Regions from separate parts of the Homo sapiens genome. Here all the other regions are linked to region 3. A link is a contact called in ENCODE Hi-C data. All regions are on one chromosome and are shown on one strand. The core of a region is the stretch at or near the end of the contact, and the rest is flanking DNA. Distances in the headings are between cores, read along the strand shown. Region 1 holds the start of FAM204A (family with sequence similarity 204 member A). Region 2 holds the start of CACUL1 (CDK2 associated cullin domain 1). Region 3 holds the start of ATE1 (arginyltransferase 1). Region 4 holds the start of PDZD8 (PDZ domain containing 8).

Region 1 (2,700 bases), core at 125-2,624, 3.6 Mb before region 3:
GGGACAAGGATTTGCGACTGGGGCTGAGAATGATCTTAGCCTATAATTACAGACTTGTTAAATTTGGTTAAGAATTTTTTTCTGTACTTTTTGAGTACAGAAAGCTATGCAAGATGCTATACTAAGTTGCATACATCAAAGTCAAAGTCACAGTCAGAGGTTTGAGTAATAATGTCATATTTTCTGGACAACCAGACAGCTGCTTATAATCAAAACCCAAAAGATATATTTGAGCAGCTCGATGGGTAAATGTTTTCCATCTCTATTCCAGAATTTAAATTCCATTTTCATCGTATAAGGCTGTCTTATTTCCTATATTTTGTATTTGATTAGAAATAATTCCAGAAGCCTGAACTTCGTCTGATCTAAAATTAATTTCACTTGTATACTAATTATAAGCCACAATTATTTAACAATCTGAAGATTGTAATTTACATCATAATCAGAGTCTGTGACTTAAAAATAGTTACTATTTTCAAGCATGTTAACATCAACATTAACGTAAATATCCTATTTACTTTTATGAAATGAATGTGTTCCTTTTCTCAAAAAAGGTACAGAAAGGACAACTGAATTACAGGCCTGAGAGCGAATCCAGAAAAACTACTTATTTAGCAAGATTTTGCATGTATTCAACTGTTTTAATTAAAGAGAGTGTTCGTTTACTTGAGGCCTGGAAAACATTTTCCCAGACCCAAGATCCTGCATGGAAAGACAATAAACCAAGTTAACAGTTCAAGGCTCATTTTAAGTCGATTCCGCTGTGAGAATACTTACAGGGTCCAAGATTGCAAGAGGATGGGTCTAGAAAGGTACACCGTTCCTGCTTGGCTGCACAACCCGGAATTCTGCAGGCTTTCTGGCGGCAATGCCACACTCCAATCCCAAAAGAGAGAGAAGCCCCTCCCGGGCACAGAACTAAGCGCTGCACATTCCGGCGAAGGATGTCTAGCCTGCTGGCAGTCCCATTAACTGGAGCTGTTTTCCGGAATACAGCAACTGTAAACGTGAGCCTGTTTTCCCTATCGACAGCCTCCTCAATCCCCTCTCACTTTGACCTGGGTGGGACGGAGAACCCCCTCCACATAACAGGCTGGGGAGGCCGCTGCGACGCCCCTTTCGAGGAAGGCTGAGGGCGGCCCCGCCGTCGCTTCCGCGGCCCCGGGCCGGGGGCTTTTCTAGCCTGCTCCGGGAGGCTCGGCCGAGGAGCTATGAGGCCGCCCATGCCGCCTCCCTCGGCTGCCCACAAGAGGCCCTCCCAGACTCATCATGCCGGAGCCCGAACCGGCGGGTAACCAACCCTCCATAAGCCGTACTCACCTGTCAGGAAGTGGTCGCCCAGCAGCCATCTTAGGACCCCGTCAACATCGCGCCTTCTCATTGGCTCCTGCGTCTCAACCAATGGGCTGGGGCCGTTCTGGCCCTAGGGTCGCCTTAGCAACCGGCCTCCTGGGGCTTCCCTTTTTAGTCCGCCCGAAGGAGGTGGTTCCTTTCTTTCTTTTTTTTCTCTCTTTTATCTTGCCGTTTTCTCTTTCTTCTGAACATTTTTAAAGACTTTGTTCTTTCTTCATTCCCTGCTGTAGGCCAATGCGTCTGGGCAAGGAAAGGGCTGACATAGACCTTGAACTGAGAGTTGATGCCACCAGGAGGGAGAATCTTGCAGAGTGCTTTCTTTCTAGGCCCCTCTGCAAACGTCTTCATTCATTCATCCTTTCCCCTCACTCTCTTCCTTTTTTTTAATTTTTTTTCTTTCTTCACCTATTTATTGGGCGCCTACTTTGTACCAGGCATCGTGCTAATCTCTGGTTAGCAGAAAACATGCTGACTCTTGCTCTCTTGGCGCCTACCGTCTGGTGATGGGGTCCAAGGTGCTTCACTGACTGGACCAAAAGTTTACCGAACTTCTTTTTTTCTTATTTGTGGCAGGCACTGTGTTATGCCCAGAAGGGGGTGCTTGGGGAACATAGAAAATAAGGGGAAAAAAAAGAGAGAGAAAAGCACTGCGAAGAGGATAAAATACCCTATGGATAGGGATGGGAATAGGGCTATTTTAGAAATATTTGCATTTTCCGAAATACTGTTTTATAATAAGAATAACATTAAGTGTACCTATTTGCTAATTTTGTGATGATTATATAAGAAAAGCCTGGGCAACAGAACCAGACCCTATTTCAAAAAAAGAAAAGAAAAGAAAATACAGTAGGCTTCCCTCATCTGTGGCTTCTCTTAGCCTGATTTCAGTTACCTGGGGTCAACCAAGGTCCAAACACATTAAGTAAAAAATTCCAGAAATAAGCAATTCAAATGTTTCATTGCAAGCCCATTCTGGATATCCTGATGAAATCTGCAGTGTGAATCATCGCTTTGTCCATGCATGCTGTTAGGCTACCAGGTTCTTAGTCACTTAGTAGCCATCTTGGTTATCAGATTGAAAAACTATATGTGGGGTTCGCCATTATTCCAGGATTCAGGCATCTACCGGGGAGTCTTGGAAGGTATTCCCTGCGGATAAGGGAGGCTACTGTACACATAAAGACTTTAACATGTTACCTAGCCCACGCTAATTTTCAATCTCAGCTGTTTTTTGCTGTTAACATTACCAATAATGTCTTTCTTCAAAGCAAGCTAAATGTGTATAAAATTTTGCATTGCACTCAGTAATATATCTCAATTTCACATCAACAGATGGTTAAGCCTATT
Region 2 (2,716 bases), core at 64-2,563, 3.2 Mb before region 3:
GAGCGTTAAGACAGACTACTAACATAAAGTTCAACATGCAACCCAATCTTGGGTTTGGACACAAGACATAACCCATCCTGAAAGGCTTATTCTTATGAGTGTAAGCTCTGAAAAGTGATTTTATGCATTATTAGCTTCAAGACGATGTCGGAGCTGCCACTGCATCGGAAAGCAACTCATTATTTCCCTAGCAGGATGCAAAAGTGTAACACAGTAGAGAAGGAACAAGGTGTAGATATAGGTCAACTTTCAAATTCCTTACTTGTTTAACACAGCCTGGCCAAAAACACAAGAACACAAGTTGCCAGATTTCTTTTCTCTCTCTGGCTGCAGAAGACTGAAGGCCTTTCCCTAACGAGACTCAGGCAGCCTTATTTTCCCCTCACTTTGAGGGTGAAACTTCAAGAGAAGACGGGTGCGAAAAGAGCTTCCCAATGTTGAGAGACTGCCAGTTGTGATAGGGATCGCACTGACCGAACTTGGGGCTCCGTGTGTACCAGGCTGCCTCTCTAGGCCAGGTAATACAAGAAGCCAGGGCCGCTCAGGCGCTGGCCGCAGACACCAAATGAGGGGGAGGGGACGGTGAGGGGGAAGGAGGCAGGGAGGCGAAGGCGGACGGGGAGAAGAGGAAAGACCGAGGCCTGAAACAAAGGAAGCGGAGCTTTCTCCAAGAGGGGGTGGATTCGGCGTCCGAGTGAGGTGGAGAAAAGCCAAGGCTGCAGGGAAAGGCTGGACTCACAGAACTTGGAGGTGGAGGTGTTGATGTTGATGGTGGAGCTGGCGGTGGGGGCGGGGGCCGCCTTGGCCACGGCGGCGGCCGCGTCGCAGCTCTTCAACATCATGATCACCCCATTAGCCTCCGGCGGTGGCTGCGGCCCCATCGGGAGCCCCTCCTTGGGGCCTTTCCTGTCCACGGAGACCGCGGGCACCGCCAGCAGCTGCCCCCCCGGAGGCTCTCGGGCAGGGGCCGGGATCGACGAGGGGGGCGGCGGAGGTGGCAGGGGCTGCCGGAAGCCGTCCACCGCAGCCTCCCAGTTGTTGTGGTTCTGGTCGTCCATCATCGCCTCGTAGCTGCCCCCCTCCTCCTCTTCCATGCTTTCCTCCATCCTGCTGGCCCCCGGCACCCGCCCGCCTCACAGGCACCTGCCGCCTGTCTCAACCCCGGGCCAGCGGGCACCGCTGCCTCCCCGAGTTACATCGCCGGCGGCAGGAATGGGCGCAGCGGAGAGGGCTGCGGTGCGCAGGGTCTCTCGCTCTCCGCGGGGCCGACTAGCTTGAAGACGCGGCTGACGGCGGTGGGCGCTCCGGGGCTCTAGTCTGGGAGAGGCAGCCGTAAAGCAGCGGCGCTCCTCACGACGTTTTACAGCGGCTTCCAACAGGCAGTTGGAAAGGGCAGCTGGGGGCGCGGCCAGGAGGGCACGTGGTGCGAGGGACTGGCCGCGAGAAAGCGGAGCCAAAAGGGGCGGGAGCTGTGAGTCACTCCCACGCAACAGGGCAGAGGTTCGCCCCGCCTCGGCTGGCAGGGAGCTAACAGGGGAGGCGCGACGGGTCGGGACGGGCATTCGCCGGCCCCGCCCCCTGCCCGGCCTCACGTGACAAAGGTGTGTCTTGCGCACGCGCGTTCGCAATCTGGTTACCATGACGACGAGGCCCTCGCCGGTTCCTGAGGACGCGCGCGGAGCAGTCTTGGCAGTAGCTGTGGACTGGCCAGAGTGATTGGAGGTGTTTTCCTCGCGTCCTCCAAGTCTACGGGGCCTTCGCACCTCTGAGTGCCTGAGAGCCCCGGCTTTTGCTTGGGACGGAGGTACGGGACCACAAGAGGCCCCGGGGTCGCAGGTTATAAACGGATGAGACCGCCCTGGGCGGCCCGTGGTCCGACTGCTCTTGGGTCGGTCCCCAGCCGTCGCGACACACACGCACAAAATCGAGAATAAAAACCGAATCACACATAGCAGGATGGCGCAAAAAAGAAATGCGTTTGAGTTACTCATGTGTTTTTAAAATTCCTTTACGTTTGTATGCACTAAGGCCAGCAACCCAACTTTTAAAAATGCCGGCTCAGGCCGGGCGCGGTGGCTTACTCCTGTAATCCCAGCACTTTGGGAGGCTGAGGCGGGCGGATCACGAGGTCAGGAAATCGACACTATTCTGGCTAACACGGGAAACCCCGTTTCTACTAAAAATACAAAAAAGTTAGCCGGGCGTGGTGGCACGTGCCTGTTGTCCCAGCTAGCTGCTCGGGAGGCTGAGGCAGAATTGCTTGAACCCGGGAGGCAGAGGTTGCAGTGAGCCGAAATCGCGCCACTGCACTCCAGCCTGGGCAACAGAGCGAGACTCCATCTCAAAAAAAAAAAAAAAATGCGAGCTGGGCGCAGTGGCTCACGCCTGTAATTCAACCACTTGAGGAGACAGAGATGGGAGGCCCGCTTGTGCCCAGGAATTCGAGACCAGCCAGACCAGCATAACAAGACCACGCCTCTAAAAACAAAATTAGCCTGGCATGGTGGCGTGTGCCTGTGGTCCCAGCTACTCTGGAGGCTTAGGTGGATCACTTGAGCCCTGGAGGTCAAGGCTGCAGTGAGCCGAGATCGCGCAACTGCACTCCAGCCTGGGTGACAGAGTGAGACTGTCTCCAAAAAAAAAAAGAGAATTAAGTGGTATGCTGAAGGGGAAAACATAAAACCTTAGAATTACATGTGTGGCAAAAAGAGAGGCA
Region 3 (2,700 bases), core at 1-2,500:
GTAATCATGTCGCATAAGCCATTTGCATCCTGTTGATTTTCTCCGTTTAAGTCCAAACTGGAAGCATTTTTCCATTTAGTCTTCATAATCCTCACTTCTAACGATTGCATAACTGTCTACTCAAAACCGCTGCCCACAAGTAGCACTTAATAAACACTTTTAATGAAGGAGCAAATGCACACACCGTTATCGACCAAATCATTCCCCACTTACACCTTTTTCATGGAAAATGCCTGTGTGTTTTCATGCGAATCTCGTTTTCCACAAAGCTAGACTGTTCTATTAAAATAATAGAGTCTACATTCTATATTGGCAAATGCATGGCAAGAGAGGAAATAAACACGATGTTTTGTTTACCAGCAACAAATCTCCCCCAAAGAAATCTGAATCACGATGGAAAAACAAAACAAACTTGTGGGCTGGCTTTGCTGTCGTCCGGGTGGGTGGAGGAAAGACACGGCATATAAGCAAATGGTAAAAATTTCAAACAGATCAGGACAAACAGAATCCCTCGCCGGTAGCGACCGCGGTCACCAGTTTCTTGTCCTTTTTTTTTTTAACTTTTTTTTTTTTTAACCCAGAGATGCAAAGGGCTCATCCTTCCTGTACATTCGTCCAGGGAAGTCTGATTCATACATGACCGGCACCTGTGTGCACACCCACAGCTCCCTCTGCACCGCGTTTCGCCCTCGCTCCCGGGACGCTCCCACCGCAGCACCCACCGGTCAGCCCCGGCCATTAACTACGGCTCTGGGGCGTTCCCTGGCACTGCGCGCCGTCCTTCACCTCACACAATCTACCCCAGACGGGCGTCCGTCTCCCGACTCTGGGGAGACCACCACGATTTCGAGAGTACGGGCACCGGTTAGGATTTTCCTGCAGAACAGGCACCGCGAAGCTGCCCCGCTAAGCCGGCGCCGCGGCCCTCCCGAGAGTGCCCCCTCCGTCTCGGCCGTGGCACTGGGGCCAGGGGCTCCGGCCCCCTCGCGTCCTCGCTGGGGGACCCTGGGATCCCGAGACCCGGGCGCCCGGCTTCCCACGCCCGCCGGCCCGGCTCGCTCACCATTGGAGCGGCTGCCCGACTCGTTCTTGCAGTAGCCGCAGCGGTAGAAGTCCTCGCTAGGGAAATAGTCCACGACGCTGGGCGAACCCCCCGCCCAGAAAGCCATGGCCTCGGCCCCGCGAACGCTCAGCCGCCCGGCCCCGCGTCGCTAGCGCGGCCGCCGCCGCCACCCCACAATGCAGCGCGCCGCCCGGGAGCCTCCCGAGGCTCGCGCGAAGCCACTCGGGCGCCCGCAGGCCCGGCCGGCCCGGCGCCTCTTGGAGCTGACGCCGCCCGCGCCATCTTGACCGAGGGCAGCTTTCCACTATTTCCGTTCCTTCTCCATAAGGGGCCGCCGTCGTCAGTGAGGGTGAGGCGGAGAGACAGAGCGGGAAGGGAAACAGGATGGGGAGAGTCAAGAGGGGAAGGGAAGCGGGAGTCGGGGTGCGAGCCTGCCCTTTCCCCCGCCGAGGGCCTGTGCGGGGCGCGGCGGCCGCGCCAACTCCGGCGTCGGGAACACTCACCGCAGGACGCTTTGCCCTCCTTGGAATCGCAGTAGCCGCAGTGGTAGCCGGCCCTGAGGCCCTTGTATTCCACCACCGACGCCATGGCCGCCGCGAGGGTCCGCTCGGGCCGACCACGCCTCTTGGCGCCCGGGGCCGACCTCGGCGAAGCGCTGGGGCCCGCGGCGGGAGGGGTGGAGAGCGAAGCCTGGCGCGGGGACCCGTGGGCGGGGATGGTGGTCGTGTCCCCAAGCCCTGCGTTTGGGCCGGTGCTTCCCACAGCTGTGCGTTATCAGCCCCATTTCACAGGTAAGGAAACTGAGGACCGGAGGTTGTGATTATCCCAAAGTCATTCCCGGCGGGTCTCGGATTGAAAGTCAGGCCGCCCCTGGCCACCGTGTAAGTGACTTGCTGGAGCTGCTTCCAGACCAGCTGGCACGCACTCCAGTGCCCTGAATACAAGAACACAAGCAGGTATTCCGTGAATGGCGAGGGTTCGCAAATTAAAGAACTCTTAACGGCTTTTAAAGGAAACAACTGTCAGCTAGAGACAGTTGCTGTCTTGTACCACTATAAGTCCGGTGCCTCATACGATTTTTAATGAGATGCTGGAAATACAGGGTTTGTTTGTTTTTTTTAACTCTACAGTCCAAACAAAACAGTTTTACAGGCTGAATCCAGCCCATGGGCCTCCATTTTGCAACCACTATTTTAAGGAAGATTTAAGGAATAAGAGTCTAGGGCAAAATATAAAATTGAGGCTCATGCCTGTAATCCCAGCACTTTGGGAGGCCGAGGCGGGCGTATCATGAGGTCAGGAGATTGAGACCATCCTGGCTAACACGTGAAACCCCGTCTCTACTAAAAATACAAAAAATCAGCCTGGCGTGGTGGTGGGCGCCTGTAGTCCCAGCTAGTCGGGAGGCTGAGGCAGGAGAATGGTGTGAACCCGGGAGGCGGAGCTTGCAGTGAGCCGAGATCACGCCGCTGCACTCCAGCCTGTGTGACAGAGCAAGACTCCATCTCAAAAAAATTTTTTAAAAAATGAGTTCCAGGGGCGGGCGCGGTGGCTCACGCCTGTAATCCCAGCACTTTGGGAGGCCGAGGCGGGTGGATCACGAGGTCAGGAGATAAGAGACCATCCTGGCTAACATG
Region 4 (2,713 bases), core at 196-2,695, 4.6 Mb before region 3:
TCAATGCAGCAACCACATAGAGGGAGAGTTTCTCAACAGTCCCAGAAGCGACTCCTGGGGATTAGGGTAGGCTTCCCTTCCATTTCCAATATGCTGCTTATAAAAGGAGACGATTCTGCCCGCGTTGACAGCACCCTGAGTCCCCATGAACACGCGAAAAGGTTTCTAGCTCCTATCAATGCCGTTCGGAAGCAAAGCAAGTGTTCACGACTCGCCTTGATCTGGGGCCCTGTCCAGGGTGGGAAGGCCCCAGAAGCAGGCGCCAGGACAGAAATGAGCCTTTGCCCTTCCCAATCCACGCAGCGTCCCGCCCAGGCCCGGGTTCCCGGCAGCCAGGCCCCCTCCCCGACCTCCAGCTCACCTGATCTTGTAATTCGGTAGGGTGTGCTTGCGCTTGATGATCTTCTTGAGCTGGTTGACGATGATGGAGGTGAGCTGGGGCATGGGCCGCCCTTCAAACTGGGAGCGCACCTCGAAGTCGATCAGCGGGTCTTCCACGAAGGAGAAGAACCAGTGGGTGAAGGGCACGCGCGTAAAGACCAAGCGCAGCCTTCCCACCACGCGGGACAGCTTGACAAACAAGTAGGCGGACTTGCCGAAGACCAGGTCCACGTCGATGGCCAGGTGGAAGCCCCCGTTGTACTCCACCTCCGCCTCGAAGGCCAGCTCCTCGGGGCAGGCGGCGGGCAGCGCCTCCCCTTCAGGGCCATCGGGCTCCCCGGTGGCCGAGGGCACGACTGGCCGCACGAGCCGGATGGTCTTGATGAAGGGCACCGTCTCGCCCAGGAACACGTCCCGCAGGCTCAGCCCCTCCAGCAGGCGCCCGGCCGTCTTGGTCTGCAGCAGCTCCTCGAACTCCACCTTGATCTTCTTGGTGACCCAGCGGCGGGTCAGCGCGGTGTCCCGCAACTCCCGGAACAGGAATAGGATGGTGGCGTTGAGGAAGTAGCAAGTCTCCCGCGTCGGCGGGGCGGGGGTCTCGGGGGCCGCGGTGGGGGTCGCGCCGCCCTCAGGGGCCGCTCCGGAGGGCTCCTCATCCCGGCCGCCGCCATAAAGGTACTCCCTTAGGAGCAGGCCCGGCACTGGCTTGATGTAGCGGAAGCCCTCGCCCGCGCGGGCGGCCTCGTCCGCCGGCGGCTCGGGCTGTCTGCGGTACAGCAGGAAGAACTGGGCGAGGAGCGTGAGGAAGGAACCCAGCACGGCCGACGCCAGGATCATGAGCAGCAGCCCCATCCCGCCACCGCCTCCGCCCGGGCCCCTACTCCCGCGCCCACAGCGCCGCTTTCTTCACGCCGCCGCCCCCGCTGCCTCCATTTTGAGGACATCGGGCGGCTGGGTCGGGGCGAGCGGCTCCGTGGGCCTCGTCCAGGGGCTCGGGCCGGCGCGCTGCGGCGCCCGAGCCCGCAGCGGCCCGCGCCTCCTCAGACGCTCCCGAAGGGCCGGTGTGGCGGCGGCGGCAGCGGGGCCGGGACCGGCGCCTCCCTCAGGCCTCCACTCATTGGACGAGCAGCGCGTGACGTCAGAGGCGTGCTCGCTCCCGGCGGCGTCGCCCAGCAGTCGGCGCCCGGGCACGCGGACGCGGGTCCTCCTTTACTTCTCTGCGGCCCTTCCAACCTCGTCCCCCCACGCCAACATTCCAATCCCCGCGGCGCGCGCCGCCACCCACGTGGCCGTCACTTCTGGAGCTGCGGTCGGGATCTGGGAGGACGGCTGGGGACGCGGGCTGGAGGATAAGGCGGTCCGGCGGAGCGGGCCTGACGCGTTCCGGATGCCGGCCATCCCGTTATCCTCGGCTGCGCCCATCCCCCGTCTCTGGCCGCAGTCCCCGCGGTTACCTCTGCAGCGGCGTCGCTCATCCTGCGGTGTGCTTCTTCCACTCGCACCCGTGACAGCCCGGCTGGCAGCGGCGCTTTCCCTGCGGGCAGCACCGCAGACGATCCGAGCGGGCCTTTCGGACGCTTCCCAAGCCCACGGCGAGAGGGGACCGACTGCCTCAGAGGCAGCCATCGCGGACCTGCCGTCCCCCCGGCAGACGCTCTGCGTCCGCGGAGGGTGGGCCCTGGGAAGGAGGGACGCAGGGAAAGGGCGCGCCACGCGGAATGACTTTCCCACCGAGGTGGATCTTCGAAATTTCAGGGAGGAGGAAGTTGAAAGAACAGCCAGGAGGAGAGATGCATAGTGAAACGAGTTTGCCAAGTGATTGGAAGATTAATATGCGACCCGCTGTCAGTCTCTGGTTAAGCCGGTAGTCCATCTATGAGGCAGTTATTCACTGTTAGCCCCCACCCACTTGACAGATGCCAACACTGGTGCAGAGAGCGTGGGGAGGTTGCGTGGGGCCGCAGAGTGGAGCCTGGTTTATCTAACACTAAACCCTAATGTCTTGATCACTACTCTCTGCCCTAACACAGAAACTGCTTCAGTTGTAAGCAGGCCAGTGGGTTCCCTAATGTTCAGGAAGGGAGAATTGGGGAGGCGGATTAGGGAAGACGGCAAGGAATTTTGCATAGAGTAGCACCTTAACCAAAGCCACGAAGCTAAGCCAGGTTGCCCAGCAACAGCGTTACTCCTCCTGCCCTCTGACTACTTAGTGGTTACATCATAAATGCTTATCCCTCCAAGCACGTGGAGTTCCAGTCCTGCAGGAGTCAGATATCCCATACCTTAAAGGCCGATTCTGGCTGTACCTAAGGAGCCAGGGCAGGGCTCCTCT

What was found. A loop is a pair of places that touch in the nucleus more often than their neighbours do. Pooled maps may share reads with other maps.
Region 1: a loop to region 3 is called in a pooled map, with 9 times the contacts of the local background. The contact joins the promoter of FAM204A here to the promoter of ATE1 in region 3. A Hi-C loop is called at or near these places in 9 of 50 pooled maps.
Region 2: a loop to region 3 is called in a map of CD8-positive, alpha-beta T cell, with 5 times the contacts of the local background. The contact joins the promoter of CACUL1 here to the promoter of ATE1 in region 3. A Hi-C loop is called at or near these places in 2 of 168 maps with a recorded cell type or tissue (CD8-positive, alpha-beta T cell and naive thymus-derived CD4-positive, alpha-beta T cell), 2 of 37 single-sample maps with no recorded cell type and 13 of 50 pooled maps.
Region 4: a map of naive thymus-derived CD4-positive, alpha-beta T cell shows a loop between it and region 3 (26-fold over the local background). The contact joins the promoter of PDZD8 here to the promoter of ATE1 in region 3. A Hi-C loop is called at or near these places in 2 of 168 maps with a recorded cell type or tissue (CD4-positive, alpha-beta memory T cell and naive thymus-derived CD4-positive, alpha-beta T cell), 1 of 37 single-sample maps with no recorded cell type and 9 of 50 pooled maps.

The regions. Positions count from the first base shown.
Region 1 is chr10:118,340,950-118,343,649 of GRCh38, forward strand. It overlaps FAM204A (family with sequence similarity 204 member A), which reads right to left and starts at 1,375. Exons shown (of 9, transcript NM_022063.3): 1 at 1,321-1,375; 2 at 778-978. RefSeq lists enhancers at 1,180-1,679, 1,316-1,535.
Region 2 is chr10:118,753,657-118,756,372 of GRCh38, forward strand. It overlaps CACUL1 (CDK2 associated cullin domain 1), which reads right to left and starts at 1,314. Exons shown (of 9, transcript NM_153810.5): 1 at 740-1,314. The coding sequence starts at 1,106. RefSeq lists enhancers at 1,243-1,382, 1,381-1,675.
Region 3 is chr10:121,926,781-121,929,480 of GRCh38, forward strand. It overlaps ATE1 (arginyltransferase 1), which reads right to left and starts at 1,251. Exons shown (of 12, transcript NM_001001976.3): 1 at 1,064-1,251. The coding sequence starts at 1,169. It also overlaps the pseudogene ATE1OSP. RefSeq lists enhancers at 463-612, 1,151-2,017 and silencers at 923-1,342, 1,533-1,832.
Region 4 is chr10:117,373,995-117,376,707 of GRCh38, forward strand. PDZD8 (PDZ domain containing 8) reads right to left here and starts at 1,446. Exons shown (of 5, transcript NM_173791.5): 1 at 362-1,446. The coding sequence starts at 1,233. RefSeq lists silencers at 937-1,116, 1,217-1,536 and an enhancer at 1,767-1,886.